Regions from separate parts of the Mus musculus genome. Here region 1 is linked to region 2. The links are chromatin loops, found by intact Hi-C in ENCODE. Cell type or tissue: heart. All regions are shown on one strand. Each heading gives the region's core, and the rest is flanking DNA. Links, peaks and the distances in the headings are about the cores only.

Region 1 (10,436 bases), core at 3,585-8,584, 130 kb before region 2:
CCTTGGGTCTGAAGACAAATGCCTCTTGTTTTGTTTATTTTCATTATTGTGGTAAAGTACACAATTGGTGCTTCCTATGCAACTCTTCCAAACCATGCAACTCACAACACCTGACGTGGTGGAACCACTCCCTCTAACCAGCTCCAGAAAGGTCCCTTCCTGCTCTGACATTCCTAGCTCAGGAACAGTGACTCCCCTCTCCCTCTTCCAGGGAACAGTGGCCCACTTCCCCCTCCTCTCTGCCTCTAGCGATGCCATTTCTGTTCTCAGTGAACCTGCCCACTCCCGGTACCTCATATCACGGAGTCACAATGTTGGTTGATGTCTGGTTTATTTTACTAAGCGTGTTTTCCAGGTCTACCGATGTTTTAGCACATACCAAACTGGCATTTCTTTCTGAGGCAGAGGGGATCCAGGACAGGAGCTCTCTCCCATGGCCTCCAGAGCTTCTGTTTGACTTCCTGTCCATGGCTAATTTTGGTTGTCAACATACCTAGGAGAAAAGCATCTGCAGCTGAAGAAATGGCTTCCTCCATCAGATCAGCCTATGGGCATGTCCATTGAGTATTTTCTTGACTATTAATTAATGTGGGAGGGCCAGCTCCCTCTGGGCAGTGCCATTCCTGGGCAGGTGGCCTTGGGATGCAGAACAAAGGGAGCTGACCGCAGACCCAGAAGCAAGATGAGAAACACCTCTCTCCCGTGACTTCCAGTGCTCCTGCTTGAGTTCCTGTCCTGGATGCCTTCCATAATGGACTGCGATCAGGACTTGTAAGCTGCATAAACTCTTTCCCGCCCAAGTTATGTTTGGTCAGTGATCGATTAATGCCAGGGAGGAGCTGCTGAGAAGGCCCGCTCAATCGCTCGCTGTTGGCAGGTGATTTGCCTCGCATTCACTTTCCTACAAGCTATTTGGCTTTTGTTTGACAATACTCATTCCTGTTGTTTTCCTTGATGAAGACACAAGGTCTCACTGTATAGACAGGGCTAGCCTTGGCTAATGATGAACTGCAAGCACTGGGATAACCCTATCCCATCACCCCTCTATATGATGACCCTTTCTCCACTGCTTGACTAGATAAGAAAGGTCCTTTGGCCAGTAAATCACAGTCTCAGAAGCCAACGTGGCAAGCTTTATTGGAACCAATGGACAGTTGGTAGAATGTAAGCTCTTTGCTTCTACAGCATTCTTGTCTACGCTTCCTGTGGATAAACAAAATGTGGTTCTCACATACGCTGGAATATTATTCTGCCTCAAGAAAGAAATGCCATTTCTGTGTATGCTACAACACAGGTAGACCTGGAAAACATGCTAGGGGAGCCCTCACACCTTCATGCTTGGAAAGACGAGGCGGGAGACAAAGGGGAACCAGCAGGCTGCTCGTCTGTGCTGCCTGTTTTTTTCTGGGCCTCATGGTTAGGTTAGCTCAGTTGTCCCAAGGTCTGCAGATGCTCAGTACCTCCTTGGGCTGTCATAGCTATGCCCACCTCCAGATCTGTAGTTCTGGATTGGAGTGGGGCTTGCGGAGGAGTGCAGATGCTCTCATCTGGGACAACTGGCTTTCTTCTGCACTAACCTGGGCCTGTGCTGGCGTGCAAGTGCTCTCCCTGGCGTGCAAACACTCTCCCTGGTGTGCAAGCGCTCTCCCATTTCAGATCTCTTCTTGCCAGGCTTGTGGTCATCTTATTGGTCAAGCTCAGTCAGAGTAAGTGTGTGACCACAGAGAGGCCGAGTCCCCGGGCCACTCAGGTTGGACATGGTACTTAGATGTGCTTCAGGGCAATACCTCAGTTTCCTTCTGTGCTGTTACTAACCCAGAACCCGAGGGAGAGAAATCAGAACCAACGCCATGGACTAGACTTCCTGCCTGCTCTTTCCAGAAATACAGCCAGTTTCTAAATGGTCCACGGGAAGAAAAAAAGAATACAAAATGAAGGATACTAAAACACACACTGCATCATTTTAAGTGCCAATATTTTGTTTCTCATTGTACTTAATTTGTTTTTGAGATTTTAAGGTTCTTAGAGAATTTTATCCTACATAGACAGGACTAGGTTATATTATTTCAAAGCAAGGGGCTCAAAAGTGAACACTGCAGGCCTGGAGTCGTACTCCTGTGAACTCAGCAAGTAGTCAGAGGCAGGGGGATTGTGGTTTTAAAGTCAACCTTACCTTAGATATGTAGTGAGACTCTATCAAGACAAAACTGGAGTCAGGCAAATGGCTCAGTGGGTCAAATGCTGGCTGGGCAAATGTCAGGATCCGAGTTCGAATCTTCAGAACCCATTAAAGCCAGGTGAAGCAGAGTGAATCTATATCCCAGTGCTCATAGAGTGACGTGGGAGGTCGGACATAAAACACAACATCAAACAACAAAGGGAGTCTGCTTCAAACAGTGTGGAAGGCAACCACACACACAGACACACATACACAGAGAGAGAGACACACACACAGACACATACACACATACACAGAAATACACACACACCACACAAAGTGACACTTATGATTTCTCTAACATCAACTACAAAGGCTGTTTTCAACTCCAACCTCTATGTCCCTGGCACCTCTATGTACCTGGCGCCATGCCTGTATGATACTTGGCAAGTGTCCATATTAAAATTCACATGTTGGATGTTTCCATATTAAAATGCCAACCACAATTCTCTCTTAGTTCATTCAAAAATCATTTTGCATAGTCCAAACAGTTACTGATCCTCATGGCACCCCAGTCATAAAGGTGGCGTTGTGCCTTGTTTTGTGGAAGGCTGTGCATTTGACTGACAATGAAGGGGGAAAAGTGGCAACACTCACAGTAAAAGTCCCAAGTCCGCAGAACCAAGTACTCACTGAACCCCAGATCAGACGTGGAGCCTTCTGACCCAGTGAACTCTGGCTTCTCTCACAGAAATTTGGGTTTCCCTTGGAGTTCTTTGCATGATAGGATTAGCCTCTATGCTAGGCTGGGAAGCTGAGCACTACTGACTCTCTCCATTGTTTGACCAAACCGTGAACACTGTACATTTCTACCAAAGTGGGTTTGGCTTGCCTAGGTTTGCCCTCCTGGTAGCAAGCGGCAAAGAGCAGCAAGGCCAACACTCTGTAAGGAGAGCTACCCCAAACAAGTTCTCTGGCCTGAGGCAGGCCTGAAGTGATCGGATGCTCCAGTGGACAGTGACCAGCCTCCCGGGTACCTGTGGAAATGCATCGACTGTAGCAGGAAGCGTGAGTAAGTCGTTGGAGATGTGGACAAAAGACGAGCCCTTCCTCTGATCAAAGGTCAGAGAAAGGCATCAGGGTAGCTGTGACTGCAGAGCGTGGGAAGGACCTGGGGGTGGGCCAGCCGATAGGGAGGGGGGCGCTGCCATGGCCACCTGCAGGGCTGGCTGCTGTTAGGATTCTCGGTGACTGCCTGGCACTGATCGCAGCACTCCACACACATTCAAAACTGCAAAGTCAGTGAAACCGAGAGTCCTGATGCCCCTGCAGGAAGGAGGCCACTGTTGAGCCAGGTGGTCACCAGCGAGACAGCACCCGAGCGAGCAAGAACCTTCTGCACAGAATGTCAAGCTGTCGAGCACAACGTGAGGGGTTCAGACCGCCTTTGACAGTGCCACCGTGAGATGTAAACCAGAGCTTGGGGGGGGGGAGGGGGCTGCTGTGTGGGACGTCTGCCAGGGCAGCAGGATGGGAATCTAACTGCCTCGGTCACTATGGATGGGGGAGCAGGTTCCAGGGTGAAACGGTGGCCTTCCTCCTTCCTTTTACTTCCCAATGCTGGAGTGTCCGAGTGAGGCTCCGTCCTCTCTTTCTCTCGGGAGTCTCTTCCAGCGTCAGTGTTCACAGGAGTTGGGGGCCAGGGACTGCGACTGATTCTGACTTGGGAGACTGAGGATAGAGCCAAGGCTTCGATCCCTGGCAAGTTCACACCGGTCATAGCTGCTGCTTCGGGGTCTCTGGATTACAGCAAAATGACTCGAAGTCTTCACTATAAACCTGTCACTAGATGGCTGTCAAATCTTTAGACAGTGTTCTTTTAACTTGGTTTCGATGCTTCTCTTCCTTCCTCCCTCCTTTCTTCCTTTCCTCCTTTCCTCCCTTCCTCCTTCCTTCCTTTCTTCCTTTTTTCTTTACTTTCTATTTCCTGCTTTCCTGGGTACACTATAATGTTATCTAGGAAGGTCATGGAAATAAGTATTAAAACCCCTCCTGGCCATCCTGGCCCTCCTGGTCTTCTAGGGACCAAAATTTACACTTTTACCCAAATGAGGAAAACTTCAGGACTGTACACACACATGCACCCATACACACACGTGTGTGTGCATGTGTGTGTGAACACGAGCACATGCACACGTGCACGTCACACATACATGCATCTATCATAAAACACACATGCACATACCATATACAACACACATACATGGACACATACACACACATGCATATACATGTATATACCACATCCCTCACACCTCCCCACATGCATGCACAAACACCCCCTACACCACAAACACATTTGTACATACAAAATACACATGCACACACATAAACATACCACATGTGTACACCACAACACACACACACACCACACATACATGCATATACTACGCACACACTCACACATATACAACTACACACATGTACACACACACCACGCACACACGTGCACATGCACGCACACAAACATGCACATGTACACGTGCCCCCGACTCTAAGTGTCCAGAGAGGAAAGCTGGTAACTAGTAAAAGTCTCAGGTTCTCCAGTCAATTTAGCTGTCAGAACTGCCCGGAGCAGGTTCTGTTCAGTCCACAAAGCTATGCTATCTGTACATCAGTTATAAATCCCCGCGCTTGTTGCTAGCATAACACAGTTTACAGCTCCTGCCTCTGTCTCAGAGCAAAGATATAACAGATCAAAAGCATCATGATAGGTCTGGAGAGAGCTCAGGGGGCAAAGATGGCCTCGCAGGGGAGTTTGACCCCTAGAATCCACATTGAGGAATCTGCACTTGTAATCCCAGCACTGGGTAGGCAGGAACAGGAGGATCTCTCGACTCACTGGCCAGTATAGCCTAATTAGCAAGCCCCAGGCCACTGAAGGACCCTGTCTTTAAACGGAAAAACAAAGAGGCTAGCACTTGAGAAAGACCTTTGGCTTCCACACACTGGGCACTTACTTGAACACAGACATGCATGTACCCACACACATACAGAATCTACACTCTATAGAAATTATTTTGCATTAGTGTTACCATCTGGGGATTTTTGCTACTGACTAATTTGAGGGTATTCATCCATACCCCTGCTTTCTGTCCAGAGAATCTGTGTATCTATGCGTAGACTTCAGAAGGAGCACAGAATAACCATACAATGAAAAACCCTGACCAGAGAGAGTGTTTTAATTGGATGGAGTTGCACACAGCACTCTCGACATTAATTACAGGGTTATGCAACCCTGCATCTTTCAACCTTCCCTGGTATTTTTATAGGGCCATTAACAAAGACACCTGAGCGTTTCTCCACCCCGCCCTTGAGAGTGGCATCTCAGTAACTTTGCCAATCAGAGGATGAAGATTGCTGTGGCATTATTTGGCAGAGCCACAGTTCCCTGCAGCAGCTCCAGGACGGTTCCCAGGCCGGCAGCCTGGGGTCTGAGTCAACAGCAGGAATGAGGCTGGCAGGGTGGGTCCACCGCTGCCTGGAGAACTTAAAGAATCTTCAACAGCTCTGCCTAAAATGGGATTAAGCACTTCTTTAGGCAGTTCAGAAGTGACAGACGTGTCTTTTTGTCTTGGGCTCTCAAGGAAGTGTAAAAGGCAGTTTGCTGGCAGCCACTGAATCTCTCCTAGCCATTATGGCCTTAGAGAGCGGCTTTAACTGCTGCTTCCTTGGTGAGCCCTGCAGTCTTGCTTGGACTTCCATGACTATCATCACAGGACTCACCAGGGACTCCCGCCTTTGTAGTCTGCCCCCTGCTGCCTCGCTGCAGCCAGGACCCAGAGGTGACAGCCTGCAGTGGGACCTGCAGGCCAGAAGTGGACCAGAAGGCTATCCTGAAAGCTTTCATCTGCCCGCCTTGCCCTATGGAGACCCCCAAAGGCAGAGAAATTCTGGGCATCTAAACCATCCTTGTGGGCATGAGGACGCTTAAGGCTAAAAGCATCTGGGAATTTCTGAAGTGAAATGACTACAGGATTAATCGGAGTGGACACTTAAGTGTCTCGATTTTGGGAAGTGAGTCACCTTCAAGAAGCCAGCTGCAGCTACAGGCTTGGATCCTGGGATCTCTCCAAGGCAGAGCAGGGGTAGAAGATAACACAACCTGGCTGGAGATCCTACTAGGGGATGGGGGCAGGGGTGGAATTTGTTTAAAAGCAACAGCACAGAGACTTGAATAATGGGGATTATATTAACAAGGGATTTGAATAATGGGGATTATATTAACAAGGGATTTGAATTGAGAGGCAACGTGAAGCGCACGTTGTGTTTAGATATTAATAAGCTTCATAAAAGACGGGCAGCCACTGTTTTTCAAGTGTGAGCCAAGTGTGGGTATTGGCTGCTAACTGCTCAGAGAGGCTGGGAGAAAGAAATGCCTAGGTTTCTAATTCCTGCCTAGGTTAAAATAGGATTAAGTAAAAATGGAGTCTGGTCCTTTGGAAAGACCTGTATCATTAATACCCTGGGTCTCTACTGTGTGTGCAAAATTATCTCCATGAAAACCAAATGAGAGTTCCCTCTGGGGCTCAGACTTAGAGAAGTACCTTGCATGCCTGGAATTTGGGACCCAGGGCTGGCACTTGGAGCTACGCTGCTCAAGGCCCAGCCTCTCATCGGGCATCACCTCGAAATGGAGGGAAACTGAACAGAGGAAAAGGAAGACCCAAGTAAGGAAAGGAAGGCCAGGCCCTGCCTGGGGATCCCAGGAAGACTAAGGCTTCACTTCTCAGCAAGTAAAACAGATAGAACGAAGAGGTCAATAGGTGGAGGTGAACAGAAGAGCTCACACCCACAGAATCATCTTGTCTTTATTGTCTGTCCCCTGACCATGTGACTTCTGGAGGCTGAAGGGCTGTGTAATATCCCCCTCCGGGGGCTGGCCAGGAGGAGGCAGGATCTTGGGTAGTCACAAGTTACTCTTCATGGATTCAAAGAGTAATTATCCCTAGCAGGGTGACTTGGCCCATTTCTTTGAGTGGAGCTCGGAAAGGCTACCAGTAGGCTTTATTGGTACAAACAATGAACAGATAGCTGCCCACAGGCCACAGCTCTGCTGAGTGAGGAAATTCTCCTCCTTTGCTCTCCACAAAACTTCCTAATGCAAGCGAGCGTGGGAACTGGTGCCAGTGTGAAGAGAACGCCACTGTTTCCTCTACTTACCAAGAGATGTCCATGCTAAGCCTATCCGCCAAGGGGAAAGCCAAGGACAACATCATTTGGGTTTTGATCAAAGTGGTCTTTTCATCCCACAATTAAAACGTGTCATACTGTTCCCAAGCTTTGAGATGTCAGTAGGTTGCCAGCCTAGCCCTCCCAGGATCAGCCACTCACGGAAAAGGGCTCTTGGTCTTCTTTTCTAACTTTTCTGTCTCACTTGCTTTCACCAAGAACCCAGCTCTCCCGAGCTGGTGCCCAGCATTTAAGTGATGAGAGCCGCATCCGGGCTCAGCAGCAAGTTGGTGCCAACGTTGAATTGCTGTTGAATAAACAGCAAGGCAATCTTTATCTAAATAATCAGTTGTTCCTCAAACCACAAATAACAACAGGATCTGAAAGCCACCAAATCCGCACAGGACAGAGAGAGCAAGAAAAGACTGAGGCAGGGGATTTCTGTTTGCTTGTTTGTTGTGCTTTTTTTTCTCTTACAGCCCCTCTCTGCTAAGCTCTGCTCAACTGTTTCCTTACACAGCCTGGGGGAGGGCAGGTGGAGGGCAGGAAGGGCATAGCTCAGAAAGTTTAAAAAAAAAAAATTGACATCACTTAAGTCACGTGATTGGCAAGAGCCAATGGCGGTGGGCTGTGGAAAGGGGAACAGTTAAATTTGTAATTTGGGTTGTGTGAAAACTTCTTTGGACCTCATAAACAACCACAGAACCACAAGTTGGGTAGCCTGGCAGTGTCAGAAGTGTAAGCCCAGCACAGTGGTCAGCAGGCAGGACGAATCACACTGAATGCAAACCACAGGCTTTCGCAGAGCGGTGAGCAGTTCAACCCACAGCATAGGCGGTGCTTTCGTCTTTTTTTTTTCCTTTTTTTAATCTTTAACAATTTGAATATTTGTTTCTGCAATAATTCTTTCCCCCACCCCCACCCCATAGGACCCATGGAGTACCAGAAGTGTTAGGGTTGGGGGTAGAAAGAGACGTGGGGAGCCATGGTGGGAGGTGAGGTCAGAGTAAGTGACATTTCTTGGTTTTTGCTCTGAAGGTGAAAGAAATTATAGAATCCCCCGCCTTCAGGAGAGGTGCGTTTTCGAAAGGAAACGATGGCTTCAGACAGCATTTTTGAGTCATTTCCTTCATATCCACAGTGCTTCATGAGAGGTGAGTACGCTGGTCTTTTTTATATCTGATTTTGCTCAGCTTTGCGCAGACTAAGATGGCAGCCCGTGGACCCTCCGGTGCCTGCCTGAAGTCCCTGCCTGCTTGTGGGGGGAGGAATTCAAACAGAGGCTGTTGACTCTGAGACCACGAGATTATTATTTGTCAGACGCCGTGCTGCGGGGATGTTTTAATAAATGCTTAGGCTGTTGAAATATTTGGTCGCTGGGTGAAAGTTGTGTCAAGTGCTCTGAGCCGCTCTCAGTTAAAGTCCCAGAGATTAGAAGGCTGGCGCGGAGGACACTCTTTGGGTTTTATCTGGCTGTGCCTTGCTCTGAATGATTCGCTTGCACTTACTCTGATGGCAGCAAGCTGTCTGGCCCTGGTTCTGAGTTTGGCTTGCCCCTGGGTTTAGCAGGCTCAGTACTTAGCTGGCCGGAAGAGCCGGTGCCAGCAGAGTGGTCTCCGAGAGGCAGCTCACAGGTATACCTTGGATCAGTGCGGAGATTTCAGGGCCAAAGTGGCAAGTCCACAGAGGGCAGGATTTGGGCAGACTCGTTCTGGGAAAAGCCATCAGAAGATGCTGTGTTGTGCTGTGGTTTTTCTTTCAGCCTCAATTGAAAGAGGCAGCCGGCATTGCTCAAGACAGAAAGCCAGCAAGTTGTGGTACACAGTCTCTCTCAGAAAGAACTATGAAGCCATTTCCTAAGTCCACGCACTGTCACAGCAGAAATTACTAGATTACAGACTTATGGGTTGGCACCACGTAGGTCCCTGAACCTTCCTGCATTTTTTACAGCGGCCTTATGGAACTTACAATGCTGGAGTTCAGCCATAGTGCCCATGTGGGCTTGGTGGGTCTTTCAGGATGAGGACTGAGCTTAAGTAAAGAAAAACAGTGGCATAAAGAGCTCACAAAGACGTGGCCGTGTATCAGGACGTGTAGCTTGTGGTATGATGCTCTGGCAGAGCTAAAATGGAGTGGGATGGGATGGGGAAGAAATCATTTGTTTTCTGGATACAAATTATGTGCACACCCAGCCAGTATCTGTGAATCATTATTTATTCATACAGCCAAATGAGTAGGGGAATTCGAGGGCTTGCTGGCGACTTTGTCACAACAAAGGCTATTGAGGTTGTGATGGTTCATCTATGCTGAAACGTGAAAACTGGAGGAAGGTGTGTGTGTGTGTGTGTGTGTGTATGTATATATGTGGTGTGTGTATGTATGTGTGTGTGGTATATATGTGTGTGTGTGTGTGGTATGTATGTGTGTGTGTGGTATGTGTGTATGTGTGTGTGTGTGTATGTGTGTGCATGGAGTGGTATGTATATGTGTGGTGTGTGTGTGTGTATGTGTGGGATGTGGTATGTGTCTATGTGTATGTGGTATATGTGTGTGTGTGGTGTGTGTGTATGCCTATGTGTGTGTGGTACATGTGTGGGGGATGTGTGTATGTGTGTGTGGTGTGGTGTGTATATGTGTGTGTGTGGTATGGTATGTATATATGTGTGTGTGGTGTGTGTGTGTGTGTGAATGAGATGTGGTATGTGTCTATGTGTATGTGGTATATATGTGGTGTGTGTGTGTGTGTGTGTGTGTGTGTGGTGGCACATGTGTTTGTAGGTTTGGGGGGGGTGCATCAGGATTTAAAGAGAAGAGGAAAAAAAGTAAGTCATTAACCAATTTCAAGCTTTAAATTAAGGGCTTCCAAGCACTCCCTTGCTGGTGACAGAGAAATCTGAGTGAGGTCTGAGTGAGGTTGACTCATGGGGACAGGTCTGAGTCATGTATCATCCAGTGTCCTGCAGAGAGTTAGGCAGAGACAGCAGCCCCAGGGGCCCCTGGTGAGAAGCCACCAGCTGCTCACTGGCTGTGTTTCCTCCCGGCAGCC
Region 2 (10,436 bases), core at 2,812-7,811:
GTGTGCACACTAAATCTGCATGTGTACATGTGCGTTCATGTGTGTCCACAGGCAAGTTTCCTAAGCTCCCTAAAGGGGAGGCTCCTGGCCTATAAAATGGGAGTGACTATAGGATTCCCAGGATTAAGCAGGGAGACAATTCAATCACTGCTGGTTCTATGATGGCATACAGTGGGCAAGGAAGGGAGATCATGTCCTATCTAGCTTCCATTAATGAGTATGTAGCCTCTCGTCTCTCTCCAAGCCCCAGGGTGGCATCTTCCCCAGCTCCTGGAGGTGGAAATCCCTTCATAATTCCACAGGTTTGCCTTTATCTATAAGTGTCTGTTCACTGAGTTCAGCCAGTTTCCCTGTGTCCTCAAGCTGATGTCACCCAAGCGCAGAAAGTTCTTCACAGTAACACACAGTCCTCTCCAAGCACAGTCGCTTTTGCCACGTTGGCTTTTCTCTAAGAATTGTCGAAGTATTAAGTGTATACATAGAGATCTGCGCTCCAGTCTGCTTTTCCAACCACTCAGCCTGAGATGGAGAGGTGTCTCTGGGTCTCAAGAGAGAATGTCCAGGGGGTTGGCTCTACCAGGTCTCTGGAATAAATTTACCTGTCCTAGTCAGTCCTACTGGGTCAGTCTGTTAGGTCCAATGCTCACCAGTTAGAACCAAGCTTGCCTTAACTTCTGAGTCCATTTGTTATTTCTTACCTCATCTTACCTTAATAATTAGTGCAAATCGTTCTGTCCCTACTGTGTTCAAAAAAAGGAAACTTTATGGAGCTTTTTTATGCCCTTGTAAACCAAGATCTTTTAAAAATTATTTTAAGGTTGTTCCTTGGAGGCCACACATTTAAGTCCCTCAGTCTGTCATTAGAAGGCAGCCCTGTGGAAGCCTTTCCTATTTTATTTGCTCTTTTTTGCTTTTGCAAAAAATATATGACTGTGGAGCTGCAAACCTTGACCTCCTGCCTATTTAAACAGCGTCTGGAAATCTGAAGTAATTAGCTCTCTTCTTCTTCCTCTTCTTCTTCTTCTTCTTCTTCCTCTTCCTCTTCCTCTTCCTCTTCCTCTTCCTCTTCTTCTTCTTCTTCTCCTTCTCCTTCTCCTTCTCCTTCTCCTTCTCCTTCTCCTTCTCCTTCTCCTTCTCCTCCTCCTCCTCTTCCTTCTTCTTTCTCTTAGTCTTCCTCCTCCTCCTCTTCCTCCTCTTTCTCTTTCAGTTCGTCTTCCTCTTCCTGTTCTTCGTCCTCTTCCTCTTCCCATTCCTCCTCTTCCTTTCCCTTCTCCTCCTCTTCCTCCTCCTCTTCTTCCTTCTTCTTCTTCTTCTTCTTCTTCTTCTTCTTCTTCTTTTTCTTCTTCTTCTTCTTCTTCTTCTTCTTCTTCTTCTTCTTCTTCTTCTTCTTCTTCTTCTTCTTCTTCTTCTTCTTCACAACATCGTTGATAAGCCGTCTTGTCCTGCTATGGAATGTGACTACCCAAATCCTAAGGCATTGAGACCGACCATGTGCCCTTACTGTCACTGGGTGCTGACCACTGTCAGTGTACAAAGCTAAGGAAGGGTAATTTCTAACTCACATTATCTGTAAATACTCAAGGGAATGAGCACAGTTTTGGTGTGGGCTTCCCTGTACCTTAGAAGCAGCAGACTGCTGGGAGGAAAGTGTCTTCCTGGGATCTTAGCATATGCTGATGATTTCCAACAATATTTAAGGCTGTGACATTTCAAGAACGAGTGGTGTCAATGTAAACAAACTGCTTTCCTAGCTGAAAAGAGGAAGGGAGAGGGAGGGGAGGGAGGAGGGAACCAACCAAGGGGGAGGTGTTTCTGAAATGATCTACCACTAGAGGAAAGCAATTGGAACACAGAAGCACCAGGTAATCTCTTTTAGAAAATGTATTCTGAATTGTTTATTTGGATAAACACTGGCTTTAAGGAAATAAATTGTTGGAATGATATTCAGATTTTTTTTTCTCCTTGTGCTTAGCCTCTGCCATGTTACTGATTTTAAAACCATTTTGTATTAAGCTGGGATTTGGTTTTAATCTCAACTGGAGTTCTGAGTCATCCCCAGAGCTTTAGTAAATACTTCACATGTGTTCATGCATGCAGCTAATTCATGTGTTTGTGCATGCAGCTCAGAGCTCCTGAGACACGGAGATTCCGAATTCTGAATCCAGCACAGACAGGAAGCGCACAAAGCCGCGCTCTAGACAGATCACAGTCCACTTACGTGGTGATTGACTATTTTAATTTTGTGCCAATGATGATGGATTTATTTGGACGGTGATATAAAACTCCCAGTGCTCAAAAAGATGGCAAGTGATGAAATAGGAAAAGTAAAAGAATTCAGTAGAGAATCTGTTTTTTTTTTTTTTTTAAGCTGGCAAGTAATGGAATTATTATGAAAATTTTAGCTTTCTGTTTATTCACGGGCTTATTTTTATTTTCTATTATTTTGGAGTGCATACATAAAGTGAATCCTAGAGAGGCTCATGGTGTGTTAGAGTCCAATTTATATTTTAATGAAGTATATATTCATATACACATATATGTATGGTTGTCTATTGATGTGTTTCTATATATACTTTATGATATCATTTTGCCAAATAATTAAAGCTTTTTTGCTGATTCAAATATACTTAAAAGGAGCAATCCATATTGTAGCTGTCATACCACATAAAATACCCCAATGAAATCTTAAATGATACCTTCAGCTCTATGGCGTTCACCATTCACACATTCTGCTGTTATTAAATGACTGTGTGACTCTCTGAAAAAAATGTGGCTTGGCTTCCGTCAACTATGACAGAGTTTATTACACTTGTCAGAGCAACGGTGACGCAAAATTTTATGAGGACAAAATGTTTACTAAGCACCACGAATTTTGTGGGAAAGGGAGAAATATTTTCAATTTGCTCCTTGTAAGTTATACAGGGGTTGGGGGGGAAAGGTATGAAGCTAGAATTGAGTGTCCCCCCAGCACAGCATAGAAATATTCAGAGAGGAAGGATACGGTGCAAGAATTGAGGAGTTTGGTCCTAAACAATAGTAAACAAATGTGAAAAGTGACATAATCGTGCAGGTTCTTCACCTGAGAGAAAAATGTAAGTTCCAATGTCGAGAGCCAGACAGCGTGGACAGCTGCTCGCTTATGTAGTGGTTACTGCTCACTGGGATAGCTCAGTGCCTGTGAAAGGACCAACTGCAAGGAGTTGGTCTAAAACTACAGTACACTCAGAGGAGGAGGGGGAGGGGGAGGAGGAGGGGGAGGAGAAGGAGGAGGAGGAAATAACTTTAAAACTATTACATGCTTAGAATCTGATTTAGATAGAGTATTATATTGGAAGGGTAATTTTGATTTAAGAGAACTATTATATATTTTGGAGATGATTTCATAGAATAAGCACACAAAACTTTCAGTTTTCTGAGACCACTTACAGTTAGCCAGTCACGTAAGGATGTAGAAGAATAAGTCAATAAAACCGCTCCGCCCTCCATTGAAATGGTTGCCTGCCTCTCACTGAACCAAACACTACTTTTAAAATTCATGGTAGAAAGTCCAAATCCTGTTGTGCTCACTTTTAAACTTCCCCAGCAACAAATTTGTCAGACTGTCACACAGTAGCAGCTTAAACAAATCTTTCCCTCGCAGTTTTTTTCCTTTTTTTTTTTTAATCATGTAAATTTTAGTGTCACTCTGGGGGAAGCCTGGAAGTGAAAGTTGTAAACCTTTCCTTTAGCTCTTGGTGAGGCAAGCGAGAGAAAGTGTGCATTGACAGTGAAATGCGCACTCTGGGTGGGAAGGAATTCCTCATTTCCCTCTCCCGCTGCAGGACTTGCATGAACTCTGTCCAAAGCCGCAAGGACTGCGCGTTCATGGTGCCCCTCGGTAGAGTCCCAGCTGCGCGCTTGCTGATTGCTATTTTGCAGCAAAGACGGGGCGATGATTTTGTTTGTCTGTGTTTTTCAAGTGCGTGTCAAGTGGCTCAGTGACAACCCACACAGGTCCAGGGATGCCCGAGGCCGGATTTTTGCAGTTTTTCGTTGCTTTATCCTGATCGAGCTTCGAACTAACTGAGTTACTAGCAGTAACTCAGCTGAGCAGCGCTCAAGGTGCGAACCTTGAAAGCCAAACTTGGTGCCTGTGTTCATGTAACTGTCTTTCCTAGGCTTCTGCCAGACAGACAACCCTAAACTCCATGCGCAGTTTGAGGTTTGACCCCAACGCGATTCCTTTAATCTTTTGAAGGGCCGGAGAGACACCCTTTCCCCTGGAGTCAAGGTCGAGCGTTGTCTCTGCCACACTGTTCTGATGATGCCCTGTCTCGGTTGGTCTGTGTGGATGTGCTTGGCTGTGGCTCCAGGAGCACTAGATCTGAAGTCGGCTGCTCAAAAAATGCATTTGAGGGGAGTCTAGCTAGCTATTTGAGGGAGTCTCGCTTCCACTGGCCATGAACTCTCCAGTAAATACGGCACACCAGAACCTGGCTGCACTTGGAAGCTGTGGCCCTGGCAGGGGAGCGCAGGCAGCGGGATTCGACCCCTGAATTGGGACTTCTTTAAGATTCGTTTTAAAAGAAAAGCAAGGAGGAAAAAATGTCTTCCCAAAGCTCCGGATCCCCCCAAACGCCAGGGGAGCACTGAGCTTTGCCCTGCTGTCACGATCTTTGTGCTGAAGGAGGAAAGTCGGGCCCACTCGGGAAAATACAGAAGGCTGGAGAAGTTGAGCCTTCGCTGACAATCGCTGGACACCTGAGGAACTCATGGTCCTGAACTAGCATAAGGCGGAGCCCAGGCAAAGAGGCTTTGAGAAGAGATGAGACCCTAATTTGGGTGGATCACGACAGTAGAGACCCACCAGCCGGGGGATTCCCATGCAAGCTGGACCGGCTACCACCGGTCTGAGAGACGGGGGCGCTCAGGTGGGTTCTGGTGGCCACTTCCTAATGTCTGTCCCCAAACTCACAAGATCGACCCTAAGGACCTCCAGGTGAGACTGATCCTCGCGCCGTCGGGGCGTGCCCAGTGCCCTGCTCCGCTTCCCAGGACGCCTAACGAGGGCCGCTGCTGCCCCCTGGCGTCCGGTCTGAGCCCCGACATGACCGTGAAAGGCCTGCCTGATCCTCCATGCCGCCAGCTCCTACCCGCCTGGGGCAAGAGAAGCCACCCCAAACTTCAGACAAGGCCTCCGTGCCGGGACCTCCACAGCTTCTTCCTCTTCCACGGAACCCAGGCTGCGCAGATGCGTGTGGAAGGAAGACACACGCGGGGACCAGCCAGGGACCCGAGCACAGATGAAAGTGGAGGGGTTCGGTCAATATGTGGACAGTAGCGGGCTCCATGGAGTGGGTAGTAAGAAGTTCCGGAGGAAGCAAGGCCCAAGAGAAGTAAGGGACCCCGGAGCACAGGCCAGCTGCTCCGGCTGGGGACAGTAGCCGGCAGCGAGCCAAGCAGGAAGGAGACCCTTAAAGCTCTTCGGCGAAAATGCCCTCGGCGCCGCGGGGACGAACAAGGTGGGGGAGGTGCCCCTACATTGCTTAAGCGGAGTGGGTTCGTTGCCTGAAGGAGAGCTCCGGACTCCCGCCGGAGCTGGAGGGTGGATTCGAGCTCATGAGTTCGGGGTGGCCTGAGTCCCCCATGCTTTCAACTTTTTTTGTAGTCTAGAGTTCTTTGAGGCCTTGGTTAGAAAACTATCTCCTCTCCAGCCGCTGCGCACACTCAGAACGCGGCGCGCTGCGTAATCAAGCCGCAGCCCAGCCGCAGAGAAAAGACACTAAATAAAGCAACTCTGCGAAGGAGAGGATGCTTAAAACCCAAAACTTCTGCGGTGGAGCAGTGGCTGGCCTTGTTTAAATGACTCGGTGCCACTTCTCCTCAGCTGCTAGTCTGGCCCAGGGAGGCGCTCAGAGCTTCCCCCACTCGGCCATCAGCCCTCCAACCCTCTTGCGGCCGAATCCCACCCTGTCCTCCCAGGACCCCAAGCCTTGGCTCATGGACTGCAGTGCAAGGCTGCCTAGGGACCATTCCCGGATGCCAGCCCAGGTCCCTGAAGCCTCGCGGTGGCAGCTTTGTGTCCAGGGAGCACAGGGCGTCTCCCTCCCGCTGATCTCCAGGCCCAGGGCTTCTCCGGACGCAGCCCTCGGTCCCCAAGCCCGACCGGTCTCTCGATTCCTGTTTCGGGGTCTCCAGGACCGAGGCCACCAGTGGCGCCGCTGCGCCCGGCAAACCCACCCAGGGCGAGTGCAGCACCGCGCGTGGCTGCCTGGCGTGGGATCTGAACCTGGGCCTGGCTTCGGGCAAACATGGCAGCGTGTGCCTGTGGGTGCGGGGTCGGCGTGGGTGCGGGAGCTGGGGACGGTAGGGGCTGCCACCGAGTCCCGGGCCGGGCAGCGTACAGTAGCGCGCGGGGGCGCGCGGGCCAATTCCAGGAGCGCGGCAGCCGGCCGCGCCCAGGCTGATACCGGAAAGGCCTGTGATTGGCCGTCGGTCTCCTCTATGCAAACGAGCTGAGGGAATGGAATTCCTCGGGTCGGGCTTACAGTAAAAGCACGTTCATTTCCAGGCACTCTCATTCATAGAGCCAGCGGGCGCGGGCAGGACGGGCGCCCCGCGGCCGGACCCAGCCAGGGCACCACGCTGCCCGGCCCCGCGGCTGGCACTTCCATCCTGAGCTCCCCGAGACGCAAGAAAGTCACCCTTTGCGGCTCTTTCTAGATCTGCGTTGGACCTTCTTGTTTTCCTTTCCTTTCCTTTTTTTTTTTTTTTAATTTTTATTTTTATTTTCCCTTTCTTACTTTTGAATGAACCGGCTTCTAGGCTTTGGATGTTTCAACTTCTAGGCTGTGAACTTTTCTCCGATTGTTTCTTTTGACAACTGCGGGAGAAAGTGTTCCGGAGTTCCAGGCGAGCGGTGAAGTTGCGTGTGCGTGGCAGGGTGCGTGGGAGTGAGCGTGTGTAACTCGAGCCTACTGGTCTACGGTGCCTCCTCCCAGGCCCGCTCCACCTGCTGCGGTTACACGGTGCTCGCTCGTGGGTATTTGTGCGCCCCAGCAGAAAACCAGCCACCGCCGGGCGACGTTGGAGGAAGATCATCTTGCCAGACTCTGGGCTGACTCACTCAACCAATGTAGACAGTGGCTGACTTCCGAAGAGTGCGAGTCTGCCTGTGTGTGTGACCCAACTGCGGCTCAACTCCCACCAAACCACAGGATCAGCCACAAACTTAACCAGCGTTCCCAAACCAGAGTCCTCAGCTGTGGGAAGCTCTACCCTGAGTGTCATCGAGTTTGACTTTTTTTTTTTTAAGATTAGCTACAGATCTTTGTAAAGCACTGACCATTTATTTGGCCAGAATTTATTGAGTAATGACAAGTGATCCTATCCCAGCCTTCCAACTACTGAAGCTGATTTTCAAGGCTACTTAAAAAAAAAAAAACTGCAGCAAACATTAATGGATTTCTGTTGTGTTTAAATTCTCTACAGATTGTATTGTAAATATTTTATGAAGTAGATCATATGTATATATTTATATATACGAGCACATACATTAGTAGCACAATCTTTTAAAGTTACGGCTCTTGCTTTTGAGAAACGAAGTGAGTTTTTCATGGTAAGAGGGGCGCTCTGTATGGAAGACACTCCTAAGTTTTGTATTTTGTTGAGACTCTAAACAAAACTGACCCGCAAGAAAGAAAAACAAACTGACAGGCAACTAACTGCTGGAACTTCCAAATCTAGTTTTTGCTGGTCATTTTTTGGTTGTTGTTGTTGTTCTGCGCATAAATATTTTAGGACGCGTATGGGAATTTTGCCTCCGGGACCGTTTGTAATAGCCAAAGACTGAACTTCAACTCTCAAAGCGAGGCTCTGTTGGGCATTTGACTTTGAATTCTGGTTGCCCACTTTTTAACGCACTAAGCGGCCAGTTGCTAACCCTGCTTGGGTGTGAGGCCGATCCGTGTAACTAGATCTCAGTCCGGGACTGATGGTAATTTAGTCTCCTACCCCCACAACCCTCCGGTAGTAATAAAGGCTTCTGAACTTGTATGTTGGTCTCCCGGGAGCAGCTTGCAGAAGATCCGAGCCCCTGTCGCCGTCTAGTAGGAGCTGTTTTCAGGGTCCTTACTCAATCGGCTTGTTGTGATGCGTATCCCCGTAGATGCCAGCACGAGCCGCCGCTTCACGCCGCCTTCCACCGCGCTGAGCCCCGGCAAGATGAGCGAGGCGCTGCCGCTGGGCGCCCCGGATGGCGGCGCCGCCCTGGCCAGCAAGCTGAGGAGCGGCGACCGCAGCATGGTGGAGGTACTAGCTGACCACCCTGGCGAGCTAGTGCGCACCGACAGCCCCAACTTCCTCTGCTCCGTGCTACCCACTCACTGGCGCTGCAACAAGACCCTGCCCATCGCTTTCAAGGTACTCCTGCCTGAAGAGGGTGGCGGGAGGAGCAGGTGGAGGTCAGCCGATGGCCAGAGTGAGCCTAGGGGGCAGAGGCTAAGGCGGCTTCTAGAGAAGGGTGCTGCCTGTAGTAGAAGTCTCTGGTCCTTCTCACTGAGTTTGGGATGGGGGGGGGGATGCTGCGTTACCGTGGCGACCCTCGGGAGGGTCAGCCTCAGAGGTATCCAAGAGGGAGTTTTTTTAAAAAAAAATCAGGATAATTTCAGAGCGCCTACCAAGGGCCTTCCTTATCTTTGCTACGAAATAGAAAAAGTTAGAACCTTGGATCGGGCCAGTCCATCTTCCTTAAGGTTCCCCGAACCTCTGGATGAACACCCAGACCGTTTTGTATCTCTCAAATGAAAGCATCAGGAAATAAAATAAGAGATGCTTTAGTACCTTCAGGTCAGAAGAAAAAAATAAATAAATAAACCAAGGGAAACAGCCAGGGATCACACACACACACACACACACACACACACACACACACACACACACACACACGCCCCGCCGCCTTTTTTTTTTTTTTTTTTTTTTAAATCGCGCTATAAGATTCAGCGTGTCCAAAGTCCGCGGCAAGGAGTAGTTGGTTAAGTTTGCCAAAGTCCGGAGTTTTTCCGAGCCTGTAGCCTGCTCCTGCCAGAAGCCGCAAGTATTGAATCCTGTTGCTTTTTCTGGAACCTCCAGAATATTATCGCTGGCTCACCTAAATTAAGCCCCAGGCAAGAAAGGTGACAAGGTGTCTACCGACACCCAAAAAGGTCCAATCCAGCAGCTTTTCTGTTTGAGCAAGGGGCCTTGTAGACCCGGCAACTTCAGGTGGGCAGCTCACGTTGGTCAGGTCGCTTTTCACCCTGATCTTGCCCTAGCTTTGTGTTGCGTCTAAAACTTGGCTTTCAGAAGCTATATATAAACAACCTCGGGCGGTTTAAAAAAAAAAAGAATAAGAAGAAGAAGAAGAAAGAAAGAACCACCCTACAACTCTGGCAGGGAGCTGGAGGAATTTAGATTCTCTTCTTTGGTCTTCTCCTGAGGTGGGTTTTAAAAGGTACAGCTGAGAGCAAAAAGACTCTGTCAAGTTGTGTTTTTAAAAGGCTAAGAAGGCGGGACCCGAGCTGAAAAGGGAAGCTGCTCTCCTTTTTCTTTTTTCTTTTTTTCAATTTAGCTGAATAATTGTCTCATTTAGGAGGGAGATTAATTTAATTTAAGCTTTTCGTAGTTCCAGGCCTCAGCTGGATCTTGATCTAATTACAATGAATAGCGCTCACTTTTTGACAAGTGCTGTCCGGTTCCCCTTTTCATGCTAAAAAGACCATCCACATTAAAAAAAAAAATCATAGAAGTAGAATTTGCTGCTGACTCTGTCTGTAGAATTGCCACCTTTACCACTGTTGTGAAAGCAACTTTTTAAAGGGGTAGAGGTGGGGTTGAGAGTCTGAAGGGGAGCCAGGCACTCGGGTTTTCCTTCCCTTCCAAGTATTGGGGAATCCGTCCCAATTCCTTTAGAAAAACAAATTTAGCTGGTGTTGTCTTCTGTTTACCCTGAGAGGGACCTATCTGGGCTCAGCCCTAAGGTCACTTTCAGAGAACAGAGAGAAATCAAACTTATTGTAGTCAAGGAAAGGGCCAGTTAAGGTAGATCTCCCTGCCAGCCTAGCTAAAGGGACTGTGGCTTCCTTGAGGGAAGAAATTGGGTCTTTTCTGAGCTTTGTTGCTGTGGTTGTTGTTGTTGTTATTGTTGTGGTTGTGGTTGTTCTTCTTCGTCTTAGTCTACCAGGGAATCCCAGTTTATCAAGACACTAAATAACTGATTTTTAAAATGGTCTTCAGGAGTTGACGTGGTCCCGTCTTGAGCTACCACATGGAAATGTTTATTTTTCTTTTCAAAAGAATTAAAGACCTTACACATTGCCTTTACAAGCCACGAAAAATAATTTTTTCCTTTTAACAAAAATAATCACTGCCGTAGAGATTCCCCTTTACAAATGATTTTGGAAAGACCTCAGTGTGTTTCC

Evidence for each region. Hi-C counts contacts between places; a loop is a spot of excess contacts. Peaks named below come from ENCODE experiments on the same cell type or tissue, not always from the same donor. Only the 100,000 strongest peaks of a DNase experiment are listed, where the experiment ranks them.
Region 1: a loop joins it to region 2, with 6 times the contacts of the local background. A loop is called at or near these places in 10 of 42 quality-filtered maps.

What each region holds. Positions count from the first base shown.
Region 1 is chr16:92,823,697-92,834,132 of GRCm38, reverse strand. Runx1 (runt related transcription factor 1) reads left to right here and starts at 8,059. Exons shown (of 8, transcript NM_001111021.2): 1 at 8,059-8,199; 2 at 8,429-8,544. The coding sequence starts at 8,487. In heart, for the core only: a CTCF peak has its summit at 5,976 (motif pointing left); DNase peaks (open chromatin) are centred at 7,272 and 8,052; H3K27me3 peaks cover 4,535 bases.
Region 2 is chr16:92,693,448-92,703,883 of GRCm38, reverse strand. Runx1 (runt related transcription factor 1) reads left to right here. Exons shown (of 8, transcript NM_001111021.2): 3 at 8,147-8,400. Among named protein-coding and RNA genes, the nearest start is that of Gm30281, 64 kb to the left of the region's middle. In heart, for the core only: a CTCF peak has its summit at 5,070 (motif pointing left); DNase peaks (open chromatin) are centred at 5,073, 6,473 and 7,083; H3K4me3 peaks cover 4,061 bases; H3K27ac peaks cover 2,040 bases; H3K27me3 peaks cover 2,221 bases.